Regions from separate parts of the Homo sapiens genome. Here region 1 is linked to region 2. Evidence: read pairs that join two places in POLR2A ChIA-PET (ENCODE). Cell type or tissue: endothelial cell of umbilical vein. All regions are shown on one strand.

Region 1 (5,000 bases), 490 kb before region 2:
AGACAACATGGCGCTGGTCAACGGGAGAGTTCATTTACATAATAAGATTAGGGCAGGGCGTCCAGCATTCCCGGTGCTATGTAAATCTCATACTTGATTGAACCAATCTGTGAGCCCTATGTAAATCAGACACCGTCTCCTCAAACCTGCCTTTAAAATGTGGCACATCTGCTGCCCGCTGGTCTTTTCCACTGGGAGACCTTTCTCTCTCGTAGAGTACTGTTTCTCTTTCTCTTCTCTTCTGCTTATTAAACCTCCACTCCTAAACTCCTCGTGTGTGTCCGTGCCCTAAATTTTCCTGGCACAAGACAAAGAACCCCAGGGTATGTCTTAGACAACACAGCTGCTTCAAAAGTAAGCAGCAGTCGTCATATCATGTAAAGTCATCCCTATTTTAGTACTTATCCCTAAAACAGGAGGACTATGCTTTAAAAATATAACCTTTACCCCTTTCCTCACTTTCCCTCCCCCCACCTTCTTTAAAAAACAAAAATAAAACTATAACTTAATACTACAATCACACTTTAAAAAACTAACAATAGGCCAGTCACCTTGGCTCCTGCCTGTAATCTCAGAACTTTGGGAGGCCAAGGTGGGAGGATTGCTTGAGCCCAGGAGTTTGAGACCAGCCTGGATAACATAGTGAGACCTCGTCTCTACGAAAACTAAACAAAATTAGCTGAGTGTCGTGGCACATGCCTTTAGTCCCAGAGGCTGAGGTGAGAGCATCCCTTGAGCCCAGGAGGTCAAGGCTGCAGTGAGCTGAGATCGCGCCACTGCACTCCAGCCTGGGCAACAGAGCCAGACCCTCAAAGCAAAACAAAGCAGGGAGATTTACTCTCTTTTTAATGTTTTCCTCTATTACTTTATCAGAAAAAAAAAATAAGGCTATTAACATTTAAAATTTGTTCTCAAAAACATTAGTCCACAGGTGAGCATGCCCCAAATACCCAGAGGAAAAAGGCCAGTCGGGCACACAGCCTAACCCAGTGGAGATGGGTAAGCCCCTGCAGCAAGGGGTGAGGATGGCCTCAGAGCCAGGACAGTGACGGGGTGGGTGAGGCCTGGGCCTCCTGGCCAGCTCCCCTCTGAGGAGCTTTGCCTGTCTGTCTTCTCTGCAGGAGCCTTCCTCCGTGTGTCTTGCCAATGGCAAGAGGCGAGGGAACTCAGCGGGGAGCCAAGCTGCTCATGGGTGACAGGCCCCGAACCAGAGACAGGCCCTCAGCCAATCTCCGCCTCCCTCCCTCCCTTCCTCCCTCCCTCTCTTTCTCTTTGTCTCTCTCTGACACGCACACACTCCCAGGGAGAGGACTCTGGTCTAATTATATCCTGGGAAGTGGGGCATGTTTCATGGCATGTTTAACTCCTGAGAGCCTTGTGCTAAAACCCTGCCTGGATGGGTCTAGACAGCTCAAGGCAATGACTTGAAAGGGGGCCATTCTTGTAAGCTGGAGAGACAGCCCAGGGGGTGCCCACCTCACACGAGAGCTTGGTCGGTTGCCTGCAATGGTCAGGAGGTGATGAGGCTGCAGGGTGAGGGAGGCCCTGCAGGCAGCAGCTCACACAGAGGCAGGGCCTGTGGCATCACAGAACCCCAGACTCCGCACACTGGCCAGGCCTTTGTCCACACAGCAGGCGCCAAGGAAGAGCTCTGTGCCTCTGTGGGGCTGGCATCAATGCCTGTCTCCTTTTTCCTGAGGTTCCACAGTGCAAGCCACCTGTGCCCACCTGGCTCATGGGATTGCAATGATGAAGGTGGAGAAGGCGGGGCCTTTGGATGGTCCCTCCATGACCTCTGCCAGGGCTGGGGCCTCACAAAGGGACGAAGTGAACAAAAGTCAGGAGGGCCTTTGCAGAGCATCCGTTCCGCTGTGAGGAACGGCCAGCGGCCACCTGACCCAGCCCAGGCCTTCTGTAGATGGCAGCAACTCCAGGGGGGTCAGTGACTGCCCCACTAAGGCAGTTGCTTGGAGCACTGACGCAGATCCAGAGAGCCAACCCCCAACCCTGAACTCTCACTAAGGTTAGGACAGGCTTTCCATTGGGAGAAGGCTGCAAGGTGACCCGCCTGGAGCCCCTCAAGAACACAGGGCTTCTCCAGTCACGGGGCAGGGGGCAGGGCCGGGCTACAGAAGGCTATGGACGCTGGACTTGACCACTGGGCGGCGGGAGCCACATGAACTTCTTGAGCAGGGGTGTCTGCAGGACCAAAGTCCAGCAGTGATACTTAAGAGAACTTAGGATGTAGAGAGCTGGGAGGAAGCCCAGGCTGGAAGCAGCTGCAGCTGCCCAGGAGTGAGAAAATGCAGATCTGGAGAGAGGTCAGGGGAATGAATCAGGTTCAAGATGCACTGTGAGGAGCAAACTGCAGAGACTCCAGCTGACTCCACGGACGTCAGTTGAGCGGCTGACTCAGGCCCATGCTTGTGTCTGGGAGCAGGAAACTGACTCTGGCTAGTTTAAGCAGCGGGGAATTTAATGGAAGTCCACAGTGGGGAGAGCTCACAGAATGGACAATAGACAGGGGGAAACCAGGCTTGGGAAAATCAGGAAGTGAGGGCTCTGGGGACGGAAGCCAGTCAGCCAGTCTCGGCCAGGACCCCGGGGCCACAGCCACTGCTGCCGCACCTGCTTTTATAAAGGACCTCTTACCACCAGTGTCCTCATCTCACTCACTCAGGAGCCAAAGCCCTAGGCAAGAACAACCAATTGGCCAGGGGACGCCACATTCCTGTCCCAGGTTGGGGCTGGCTGGGAAGGATATGACCCCTTTGGCCCTCCTTGAGGGAAGCGGGCATAAGGCGATCTCCTCCAAGGAGGTCAGGGTGCTCTTAGGATGGGGCACTGGATGCCCCCAAAATACAGCCAGCCTCCACCTGGCCTTGTCACCATTCCACTGGTTCCCCAACTTGCTGAGCCCTTTCCCCACCCTCTTCCTCTCCTGAAACTGCTCCCCAGGGCTTCTCCCCCATTTGTGCTGCATCCAATGCCGCTGCAGACGGCAGCTGGGTGTGTTGGCCTCCAAGCTTCCAGGGCTCTTGAGGAAGGTCCTGGCTCTGTAGGCCCCTCCCTCCCTCAGTTTACCCTTCATACTGTCCCACAACAAGCTTCCCATCTCCCTCAGCATGAAGCCTGATGTCCTTCCAGGGTGCCCAGGCCTTTCATGCATCTGCCACACCTGCTTGCCACAGTCTTTCCCACAGCAGACACAAACTTACTTTTGGGGTGCTTCTGCCTGAAAGTCCTCTGAACCCCATCCACCAGCCATCTTGTCCCACTGGGGCTGGCCAACCCCTCCTCAGCCTGCAGGTCCCCTATCTCCCTCCTCAGGTTTCTAAGTGCTCCTTCTCCTTGATCCCACCACGTTTGTACATATCTCAACCAATGCATTTATTCCCCCCAGAAATATCACATTTTGTGCCATTTGCTTGCAATCCTTTTTCCCTTTTAATGACCACTCCTGGTTCCATTCCTTTCCCCTCCCATTTTTGCAGGTAGCACTTTTCCTGAATTTGGTGTGTCGCTTTCCAATCCATTCCAGCTTCTTTTACACACCTATGCCTCCACAACCAGTTCCTGGTGCAGCCTTTGGCAGTGTTGGTTTTCGTCCCATTGACAAGAGTCATCGGGCTCCAGGCGCCATTACAGGCCTTCGCTTTTCCTGCTCAGCACCCTCCAGGCGATCCGCAGGCTATGCAGTGGCCAGTCTTCTGTCAGCCGTGTGGCATCTCTCCTCAAAGGACAGAACCTGTGTCTTTTCTGCTCTGTGTTCCCAATTAGGTGCTCGAGAAATATTTTTGAATGAATATTTGCATGACTCAAGACTCATTTTCAGTATTTCTATTGGAAATGTCACATCCATGCCCAATTACACGGCTTCCTTCCCACCTTCCGTCTCCCTCATGGCCTGCCTTTTTTTGAGTTCTAGGTTTTATATTTATTTTTGTTTTATTTTTTGAGTTAGGGTCTCACTCTGTCACCCAGGCTGGAGTGCAGTGGTGCAATCTCGGCTCGCTGCAGCCTCAACCTCCTGGGCTCAAGCCATCCTCCCACCTCAGTGTCTCGAGTAGCTGGGACTACAGGCATGCACCACCACATCTGGCTAATTTTTTTTTTTTTTTTTTGAGACGGAGTCTCACTCTGTCGCCAGGCTGGAGTGCAGTGGCGCAATCTCGGCTCACTGCAACCTCCGCCTCCCAGGTTCAAGCAATTCTCCTGCCTCAGCCTCTCGAGTAGCTGGGACTACAGGCATGCACCACCACACCCAGCCAATTTTTGTATTTTTAGTAGAGATGGGGTTTCACCATGTTGGCCAGGATGGTCTCGATCCCCTGACCTTGTGATCCGCCTGCCTCAACCTCCCAAAGTGCTGGGATTACAGGCGTGAGCCACTGCACCCGGCCATATCTGGCTAATTTTTAAAATTTTTTGTAGAGATGAATGTCTCACTATGTTGCCCAGGCTGGTCTTGAACTCCTGGACTCAAGCAATCCTCTCACCTTGGTCTCCCAAATTGCTGGGATTACAGACGTGAGCCACTGCACCCAGCTTGTGTTCTAGGTTATAAATCTACCCTCTCTTTCACCCTTCCCTGCAGCTCTCTCCTCCTCATCCAACATCTTCAGTCATGCTGATCTTTTGGAGAACATTTGAACATAAATTTGAAAAATATAAAATGAGGCCAGGCATGGTGGCTCACACCTGTAATCCCAGCACTTTGGGAAGCCGAGGCAGGTGGATTACCTGAGGTCAGGAGTTTGAGACCAGCCTGACCAACATGGAGAAACCCTGTCTCTACTAAAAATACAAAATTAGCCTGGCACAGTGGTGCATGCCTGTAATCCCAGCTACTTGGGAGGCTGAGGCAGGAGAATCACTTGAACCCGGGAGGTGGAGGTTGCCGCGAGCCGAGATCATGCCATTGCACTCCAGCCTGGGCAACAAGAGCGAAACTCCGCCTCGAAAAATATATATATATATATGTATATATATATGTGTAT
Region 2 (5,000 bases):
CTAATTTTGTATTTTTCGTAGAGATGGGGTTTCTTCATGTTGGTCAGGCTGGTCTCAAACTCCCAACCTCAGGTGATCTGCCCGCCTCGACCTCCCAAAGTGCTGGGATTACAGGCGTGAGCCACCGCGCCTGGCCTGCATCTTCTATTCTTCCAGGCACTTATGTTCTTTTGCAACTCCCCAAACTGCCTATTGCTGTCCACTGCAGACTTACTAGCCTGGCAATTGCCCTTTCTTTCTCTCTCCCCACAGACCTCCCATGTCTTGTTTCCTACAAGTCTTATACAAGTTGGTAACCTGATTCATATTTACATATTAATGACTGACAGCTGCCAGGGGAATTAGAAGAGGTTTGGGAAAGGCCTCTCCCTGCAGCTTTGAAATTCCCACCTGGGCAACAACTTAATTAGCTGATCTCCAAGAGTGTTCCTAATCAAATTAATTGACAAGTACTGTACAGTGAAAAAGATTAGATTGCTTAAACATAAAGTAGTTCTTTATTTAGGGAGCCATTGTTTAGATTTCTGTCTTCCATGTGGAAATTTTTTTTAAATTCAGAGTTGAAGTCAGCATTAGGAGACTAGTTCCAAAATCACAGATTCAGAAACTCATCTTTTTTACTAGCTTTGTTGCTGCTAGATATCCTATATGTACTTTTTTTTTTTTTTTTTTTTGAGACAGGGTCTCACTCTGTCACCCAGGCTGGAGTGCAGTGGCACAATCTCGGCTCACTGCAACTTCCACCTCCTGGGTTCAAGCGATTCTGGGCCTCAGCCACCCAAGTAGCTGGGATTACGGGCATGCACCACCAAACCTGGCTGATTTTTTTTTGTATTTTTAGTAGAGACGGCCTGACCCTGTTGGTCAGGCTGGTCTCAAACTCCTGGCCACAAGTCTGTCACTCTGTCATGGCCTCCCAGAGTGCTAAGAGTACAGGCGTGAGCCACCGTACCTGGCCTATTCTTTTCAATTAAATAAATTTTAAAAATTTCCACGTGTATATGAACATATACTGTGCATCATTTAGTAAATGTATTTGCTCACTTATTTTGCTTATATAAATGGTGACCAAAACTTTTTGACTAGTAACTATACATTTAAGGGTGCAGACAGTGATGCTCCCTTTTCATTATTTGGTTAAATTGTGAACATTAAATTGTACCTATGTATCAGAACTTAATAAATCAGAGATAAAACTCATGTAATTTGGTGAACTCTACTTATTCTTTCTGATCCATATAAAGTAGATCTTTCCGGCCAGGCACAGTGGCTCACATCTGTAATCCCAGCGCTTTGGGACGCCGAGGCGGGTGGATCACCTGAGGTCGGGAGTTCAAGACCAGCCTGACCAACGTGGTGAAACCCCGTCTCTACTGAAAATACAAAATTAGGTGGGCATGGTGGCACATGCTTGTAATCCCAGCTACTTGGGAGGCTGAGGCAGGAGAATCGCTTGAACCCGGGAGGCAGAGGTTGCAGTGAGCCGAGATCACGCCATTGCACTCCAGCCTGGGTAACAAGAGTGCAACTCCGTCTCAAAAAAAAAAGTAGATCTTTTTGATTACCTGTGGATTCTTCATGCATTTGTTTATGCTGTATGATAATCATTCAGTTATTAATTATGGATTTATTAGGTATGTTTTATAGGCTTACCACTTGCCTAAGAGAAATGTATGATAATCTTAGTTTCTTTTGTGTGGTTTTTTTTTTTTTTTTGAGACAGAGTCTCACTCTGTTGCCCAGGCTGGAGTGCAGTGGCGAGACCTTGGTTCACTGCAAGCTCCGCCTCCTGGGTTCAAGCCGTTCTCCCGTCTCAGCCTCCCAAGTAGCTGGGACTACAGGCGCCCACCACCACACCCGGCTAATTTTGTTTTTGTAATTTTAGTAGAGACAGGGTTTCACCATGTTAGCCAGAATGGTCTCAATCTCTTGACCTCATGATCCGCCTGCCTCGGCCTCCCAAAGTGCTGGGATTACAGGCGTGAGCCACCAGCCAGGCCAGACAATTTTAGTTTCTAAACAACAAAAAAAAGGATACATACTCTGACAAATGTATCTTTGGTGACAGTGTTTCTGAATCACAGAATGGACTATCCTGGAAAATCTAAAACACAATATTGCCAAATATATGAATTACTGAAAAAATAAAGTCATTGTATAGGACAATGATAAAAAGCAATTTATTGAATGCATATAATGTGTCAAGCACTCTATATATATTATACCTAATTTTTATGGCAATCTTGCAAGATGGCTGATATTATTTCCATTTTATAGATATAGAACCTAAGGTTTTGGGGTAGGAGTGGAGGGAGAGGTTTATATAACTTGTCTAAGATCAATGGCTGTTCTGTGCCAGAGCTGGGTCTCAAATTCTTTTTTTTTTTTTTTTTTTTTTTGAGACGGAATCTCGCTCTGTCACCCAGGCTGGAGTGCAGTGGCACGATCTTGGCTCACTGAAAGCTCCACCACCCGGGTTGATGCCATTCTCCTGCCTCAGCCTCCTGAGTAGCTGGGACTACAGGCACCTGCCACCACACCTGGCTAATTTTTTTGTATTTTTAGTAGAGACAGGGTTTCACCATGTTAACCAGGCTCGTCTCGAACTCCTGACCTTGTGATCCACCTGCCTCGGTCTCCCAAAGTGCTGGGATTACAGGCATGAGCCACCACACCCGACCTAGCTGGGTCTCAGATTCAAAGCTGGTCTAACATCAAAGCCCGTGCTCCTTCTCTAACAACCTATTATCTCAAATAACTTATGATGTCCTAGTGAGTCCTAGCATACAGTACTTGTGGTTAAGAAAGGATGGAGAGGGAATTCAGGAGTGAGTCAGATAGACCTGGATTGAATATTGGCTATACTGTCTCTATCACTTAATAGTTGTATGACTTTGGCATGACATCTCTAAGCCTTCATTTTTTTCTGAGTAAAATGTGCTTAGTAATAGCTACTTCAAAGGATACTCAGAGGATTAAATGAGATATTGTATGCATTACCCTTGACACAGTGCCTAGCACATACTAAGCAATCAAAAATTGCTATCTGCTATTTTTGTTGTGATTTTATAGTAGCAGTTAAAAGTGACATTGATATATTCTAGTAAAAATGTTGTCGTTGGCCCGGCTTGATGGCTCATTCCTGAAATCCCAGAGCTTAGGGAGGCCGAGGCAGAAGGATTGCTTCAGGCCAAAAACTCAAGACCAGCCTAGACAACATAGTGAGATCCCCATCTCTACCAAAACAAAACAAAACAACAACAACAAAAAACCTAGCAAGAAATGGTGGCACATGCCTGTAGTCCCAGCTACTTGGGAGGCTGAGGCAGGAGAATCGCTTGAACCTGGGAGGCGGAGGTTGCGGTGAGCCAAGATCTTACCACTGCACTCCAGCCTGGGCCACAGAGCAAGACCCTGTCTAAAAAAAAAAAAAAAAAAAAAAAAAAAATGCCAAGGGGCAGGAGAAGGAGTGGGGAGTGTGGCTAGAGAAGAAAGCCAAAAGAATGTATAGGAAGCTAATGAGTAGATGACAGACAGAGTGGCCACCGTTTTGAAGGCTGTGTTAAAGAGTTTTTGTTGTTGTTATTTTTTGTTTCTTTGTTTGTTTTTTGAGACAGGGTTTCACCTGTCGCCCAGGCTGGAGTGCAGTGGTGTAATCTGGGCTCACTGCAACCTCTGCCTCCTGGGTTCAAGTGATTCTCCTGCCTCCGCCTCTCAAGTAGCTGGGATTACGGGCATATGCCACCACGCCCAGCTAATTTTGTGTTTTTATTTTTTATTTTATTTTATTTATATTTATTTGTTTATTTTGAGACAGAGGCTTGCTCTTTTGCCCAGACTGGAGTGCAGTGGCACGGTCTTGGCTCACTGTAACCTCTGTCTCCCAGGTTCAAGTGATTCTCCTGCCTCAGCCTCCTGAGTAGCTGGGATTACAGGCACCCGCCACCACGCCTAGCTAATTTTTTGTATTTTTAGTAGAGACGGGGTTTCACCATGTTGGCCAAGCTGGTCTTGAACTCCTGTCCTCAAGTAATCCACCCGCCTCGGCCTCCCAAAGTGCTGGGATTATAAGCGTGAGCCACTGCACCAGCCTATTTTATTTTATTATTATTATTATTTTGAGACAAAGTCTCACTCTGTCGCCCAGGCTGGAGTGCAGTGGTGCAATCTCAGCTCACTGCAACCTCCACCTCCTGGTTCAAGCGATTCTCCTGCCTCAGCCTCCTGAGTAGCTGGGATTACAGGCGAGCGCCACCATGCCCAGCTAATTTTTATATTTTTGGTAGAGACAGAGTTTCACCATGTTGGCTAGGCTGATCTCGAACTCCTGACCTCAAGTGATCCGCCTGCCTCTGCCTCCTGAAGTGCTGGGATTACAGGCATGAGCCACCACGCCTGGCCTGAAATGGTTTTTCAGATGTATTTTTAAATTTGCAAATTGTGGCTGCACTGTTGATAATTAGTCATTACTCGTGAACGTCTTTCATCCCAGCGTGGTAGAAGCCTTTATGGGTATTAAAGTTCATAACACCCCGACAGACAGCTTATAGGTAATTAAACTCTGTGATCTACCCACTTGATATATGAATCAGTTCTTAGTTAATACTCTTTTACGTATTTCAAATGAAATAAAAAATTTAAATAGCAGTAATAATGGCACAAGCGCCAGAGAAATACAAAGGAGTTTAAAATCACCATGAAAAAAACTTCTAAATTTAAAAATAGACCTATTTTAGAAATGTGTGAAATGTTATGCTTGAATGAGTTTAAGATGAACCTAGAATATTAAAAATTCATTCCTCAAAAAATATTTTTGGAGGCCCACAGCGTGTCAGACACTGTGTATCAGACACTGTGCTAAAGGTGGCTACACAATCATACATAAGAATTGTCAGCACCGGCCGGGTGCGGTGGCTCACGCCTGTAATCCCAGCACTTTGAGAGGCCTAAATGGGCGGATCACATGAGGCCAGGAGTTCGAGACCAGCCTGGCTAAACTG

The links. Peaks named below come from ENCODE experiments on the same cell type or tissue, not always from the same donor. Only the 100,000 strongest peaks of a DNase experiment are listed, where the experiment ranks them.
Region 1: POLR2A ChIA-PET joins it to region 2 with 8 read pairs; 3 of 35 experiments call an interaction of 5 or more read pairs at or near these places.

What each region holds. Positions count from the first base shown.
Region 1 is chr14:35,381,974-35,386,973 of GRCh38, reverse strand. No RefSeq gene overlaps it. Among named protein-coding and RNA genes, the nearest start is that of NFKBIA, 20 kb to the left of the region's middle. RefSeq lists enhancers at 974-1,496, 1,276-1,941. In endothelial cell of umbilical vein, a CTCF peak has its summit at 2,097; a DNase peak (open chromatin) is centred at 2,363; H3K27ac peaks cover 2,354 bases.
Region 2 is chr14:34,896,392-34,901,391 of GRCh38, reverse strand. No RefSeq gene overlaps it. Among named protein-coding and RNA genes, the nearest start is that of BAZ1A, 24 kb to the right of the region's middle. In endothelial cell of umbilical vein, no CTCF peak of the experiment used is centred here; no DNase peak of the experiment used is centred here.